2 separate regions of the Homo sapiens genome follow, and region 1 is linked to region 2. Evidence: chromatin loops called from intact Hi-C (ENCODE). Cell type or tissue: endothelial cell of umbilical vein. All regions are shown on one strand. Region 1 overlaps RPS6KA2 (ribosomal protein S6 kinase A2). Region 2 overlaps RPS6KA2 (ribosomal protein S6 kinase A2).

Region 1 (2,500 bases), 83 kb after region 2:
TCTGGGAAAAAAGGTAGGAGGATTGGAATAAAGATAGAGGAGACATTTAACACATAAAGAAAACGTAAGCCATTTTGGAAACAATCGTTCTGGAATGCAATGATCATGGAGCTGATAACATGCAAGATTGCAGCTCTAATAGACACTGTAGGCAAGCCAAAATTTTCATGAATTTTTCATGGATTTAACTAGTAGCCTCAAAATGACCATTTCATATTATTAAACATCAAGAGACAAGAAATATCCAATGGGTGACGGCATCATCGAGAAGAGAATAGAAACAGATTTCCGGAGTCCACGGGCTGGTGAGATGCTCTAGAGAGCAGGACTCTGCTCTCTGGTGTGCCAGCCCCAGCCGGGCACCGTGCTATTGTTGGTTTTCATCACCCAGTTCCTGTCAGAACCACTGCAGTCATGCCACAGACAGAGCTTTTGTGCAAATGGTATTTTCTTCCCTATTAAAATGTTCTACTCTGTTCCCATCTAAATGGGTCCAGGAGCAGTCCCAGAGACACCTGCAAATTGCACAGAGGCATGGTTTGATTTCACATGCTCCTGATGACCATAATTGTTGCTATTATTTTCCTTACTATTTCACCTCTCAGGCAGAAAGTAAACAAAACACTTCTCAGGAGAGAGCGGGGAGAAAGGAAGAGAAGACATTGTGGGGCCAAATTGGAGCACAGGACGGCATTTGTTGAACCGTTCTGATTTCCTTTGATGCTTTCCCTCCCTGCTGTTCAGGATAATGCCTTGTTCTCCTCCCTAACTTGGTGTGGAAGGAATCCCTCCAAAAGGCAATGGGGGCAGACAGACCACGCTTTTATTTTCTTATAGGCATTTATGTTCTTACAGGAATGGTTTAGAGAGGCTTATGGATGAATTAAATGGTTTGCAAAATTAAGACTGGATTCTCTACCAAGTAGATAGGCAGGGACAATAAAGGAATAAAAAGCCACATTTGGAGCTAATGGCATTGCAAAACCAATTCTGGATGGAGAAGTTGGAATCAGATGACCCTCTGAACTTGAAGACATTTGGTGAAACAGCCTGGAGTCTGCCCATCATGCACTGAGTCACGGGTGGTTGGTGTGGGTAGACGCTCTAAACATTTTGGCTCTAAGCGCCTCTGTTTATACAACATTCTTTCCCGTTGCGTCAGGAATAGGAAGCCTGTTTTCTCTGAGATAATGGAGTCAGGAAGAGAAATCATGTCCCAACTCTGGTAGATTTTGTGGCAGTCCAGGAAACAACAAGGCTTTTCTTTGTATAAGCACACAGCACCGCTCTTTCCTACCTCCCTTCTTTCCTGCCTCCATCCTTGTATTCCACAGCTGATCAGGACTCAGCTCATCCCCATCAGACACGGCTCACTCTCAAGTGGTCCTCCAGGTGGGGTTGAAACAGTGGGGTGTCCGATGCCCAGGCAGGGCCCAGCCCGGCCTGTCTCAGGGGTTACTGCTGCTTGTCCAGGTCTGTAACTATTGTCCCAGGTTCGGTGATCAAAATCTCTCCAGATAAATTTCATCCTAAGAAATAATTAAAGAATCCAGAGCAGGAGTCACCTGGTGCGTGCCATATGTAAACAACCACTCTTGAGGATGTTTGAAGAAGCACTGGATTGGTATCAAGGACTGAAAGCAGGTAGAGGTTTTTAGAAAGGTAAATTCTGCTAACTACAGACAGGGAGATTGGAAATTAGCTTGACAACGTCTTAGGGAGGAAGCAGTGATCAACAATAATCAGGAGAGTCATATGAAATATGTGCTGATTTCCTTCTCTCCTCTGATGAGGTTACCAGATGGGTAGGTGTGGGGAAAATGGTAAACAGTGTCTCTGGTTTTCAGGAAGAATTTAACAAGGTTTTCTCATTATATACACCGAATAAAATGAAGAAATGATGACTGGCAGATTAATAGCTGCCTCAACCAAAGGGAAGTAATTAAGCAATCCATGTCAACCAAGAAGGCAGTTCTGAGGGCACCCTCCTGGCTAGCTCCATTCAGCCTTCTCATTAGCGCCAGGGGAAGCACGAAGCTTCATGACACGGGGAAGACAGCAGGTCACTTGCAGGATGATGGGATATGTATCTCTAAAAATACCAACCAACAGACGCATGAATTTAAGAACAAAATAAGAGACATAAATGCAACATCTTACTCTTATTAAACAAAAAACAAATAAGCTGTAGGGGGAGGGGCCAGATTAGCAGGAGTGTTAGCCCAATATGCGCTCAGTAATGTGAGGATCGTGTTAAGTGCTGGGAGAAACGACACAGGCTTCTGTGTGCATCTTCCCAAGGCAGGTCTCCTTCCCACTCCATCTCCATCCTCCATGCGTCACTCTCAAGGCCTAGAGCAGAAGCCACCATCTCCCTGAGCCCTGCCTGATCACCTCCCTAGAGTAGCTCCTTCCGTCATGATCCAAGGGACACCCAGCCTCCCCTCCTCCGTATATGGGTGAGGGTGGTAAGTTTGTTTGTTTGTTTGTTTGTTTGTTT
Region 2 (2,500 bases):
TCCTTTCCCATCACTACTTCTCAGTCTTCTTTGTGCCAGGTGTTTGGAATGTGAAGAGGCAGGCTCTGCCCTCCAGGAAGTGAGAGCCCAGTGGGGAGATGCCCTGTGGTGATGGCAGCAAGGGGCCACCAGAGGGTGACCAGTCCCACCTCTTGTGTGCTGGGGGACCTGTGCATGCTGGGGGAACTGGAAACAGCCTGGGAGGTTTTCACAGAGGAGGGGCTAAGCCTTACAGGGGACCCGGGAGCCTCCAGGTGCTTGGGCAGGAGGATACAGGCCAAGGGATGGCCCTGTAGGGTGGCAGCTGGGGTACCCTCAGGGATGCCAGTGGGCTGGCGCACAGAGCTGCAGTGCCACACTGATGAGGCCTGCGGGCAGGGACATGGGGGCCTGGGGAGCCAAGAGACCATGGACAGGACTTTCACACAGCACATGTTTAGGGCCTCTAGATTTAAGAGGTCATGTGGAGGATGCAATAGCAACATGGCTGGAATGGACAACGTGGCTAGAATGGGGCAAAAGGATACTGCTATCCAGCCCTGCAGAGGGACAGATCTGGCCTGGAGGAGGGAGAACTGAGACCTCAGGACCTCTCAGCTGCTGAGAATAAAAAGAAGGGAGCTGCATCATCCTAGCCCTCTGCCTGGGCGACTGGTGGAGAAATTAGCCAGGAGAGAAGTCAGGTGGTGGGCAGGGAGAGAAGAGGCCACCTGCATTCTCGGCCTGTTGAGTGCTGGGGACATGCAGGGCTCAGGAAAAGACTTGGTTTGGAGCTTTGCTGGAAATACAGATGCGAACGCCCACCCCACAGCAGCAGCCAAGGGTGCCCAAGGACCACTGGAGGATATGTAGGATGAGAGTAGAACCATGGTGAGGACCTCGGTAGGGTTACTGTTGTTCTGGGGAAGGAGGGAGAGAGGATGCACCATGATGTGGTCCACAGTGGGAAGACCTGGAGGAGACAGACAGAGAAATCAGGAAATGTGAAAGAAGTGTTTGGTGGCAGCAGATGCTCAAGACAGTCCACCAGGTGGGGACTGCAGGAGGCCGCTGGTGGAGTTGCATGACTCATGGCCGATTCATCAGGGACGATGTGATGAGGACATCGCTCATCCCCCGGGAGGGGCCCGCAGCTGGGTCTGTGATGTGGTGGGTGAGTGAAGTCAGCATCTCTGTAACCCCTTGGTGTGACTTTTAGAAGCTCTGATATACTTTCTTATTAAAACATTTTATCCATTCATTCTTGAAAAAATAGTTCCTGATGTAGATAAAAAGAAGAGAGCTTGTTTTATTAACCATGACTGCAGTTATGCACCAGAGAGGACACTCTGAAGGGCAAAATCTCATATCAGCATCGGCGTGACGTCATTAGGATGCTCTCAACACAAGCTGGAGATTGCCGAATGGAGCTCTTGTATCTACTACCCTGGCTCTGCAGCAGAGGAGAATGAATGTAGGGAGGAAAAGCAAAATGATTCACAGGGAAAATGTTACAAAGAATGTCTCTGTGAAAGGAAAATAAATCCTGGGGCCCCCACATCACTAAGCTAAAGGGAAAAGTCAAGCTGGGAGCTGCTGAGGGCAAATCTGCCTCCCATTCTATTCAAAGTCACCCCTCTGCTCACTGAGATAAATGCAGATCTGATTGCCTCCTTTGGAGAGGCTAGTCAGAAACTCAGAAGAATGCGACCATTTGTCTCTCATCTACCTATGACCCGGAAGCCCCTTCCCCGCTGAAGACTGGAAAGTCTTCCCACCTTTGCTTCGAGTTGTCCAACCTTTCCGGACTGAACCAATGTTCATCATACATATGTTGATTGATGTCTTATGTCTCCCTAGAATGTACAAAACCAAACGGTCCCCTGACCACCTTGGGCACATGCTGTCAGGACCTCCTGAGGCTGTCACAGGTGCATGCCCTCAACCTTGGCATAAACTTTTTAAATTAACTGAGACCTGTCTGAGATTTTGGGGGTTCACATCTCCATTGCCCACCTCTCCCCCGTTACAGCCTCCAATAGCTACAGCCAGTGTGAGCACCAAAGAGTTTCAGGGAGTTGATGAAAGCAAACCTGGAATCTATTCACTCAGCACAAAGACCCCAAAGGAAGAAAGGACACAGTGGAGTCAGAAAGATTTCTCTCAAAGTAAAAGCAAAGGCCTAGGCAGAAGACACAGGGCTCACGAATGCAGGCAGGCTCTGCAGGAAGCCAGGGGTGGGGGAGGCAGGAGTGACTGCACACAGTGGGAGGGGTGGGGACACTGCCCCTTCTAGGATGATTAAACAACAAGCCTCTCTCTCTCTGAGCTGCCTGCTGGCATCAAACAAAGTTAAACTCAACAAGGAAAACTTCTCTGTCACACATCACACAGCCAACGGGGCTGCCATTGAGGACCCGTGGGCTCTGCCACGCCCTAGACTCAGAATGCTTCCACAAGGAGAAATCCTCATGAGATGCATGTGGCCAGGCTTCCTACACTGTGCCCTTTATCTCAGCAG

Evidence for each region. A loop is a pair of places that touch in the nucleus more often than their neighbours do. Peaks named below come from ENCODE experiments on the same cell type or tissue, not always from the same donor. Only the 100,000 strongest peaks of a DNase experiment are listed, where the experiment ranks them.
Region 1: it touches region 2 in a loop (4-fold over the local background); 1 of 110 quality-filtered maps calls a loop at or near these places.

Annotation. Positions count from the first base shown.
Region 1 is chr6:166,597,525-166,600,024 of GRCh38, forward strand. The region is part of intron 1 of RPS6KA2 (ribosomal protein S6 kinase A2); the gene reads right to left. Among named protein-coding and RNA genes, the nearest start is that of RAMACL, 12 kb to the left of the region's middle. In endothelial cell of umbilical vein, no CTCF peak of the experiment used is centred here; DNase peaks (open chromatin) are centred at 1,167 and 1,877; H3K27ac peaks cover 2,500 bases.
Region 2 is chr6:166,514,211-166,516,710 of GRCh38, forward strand. All of the region lies in intron 3 of RPS6KA2 (ribosomal protein S6 kinase A2), which reads right to left. Among named protein-coding and RNA genes, the nearest start is that of MIR1913, 6.0 kb to the left of the region's middle. In endothelial cell of umbilical vein, CTCF peaks have their summits at 126 (motif pointing right) and 1,020; a DNase peak (open chromatin) is centred at 1,101.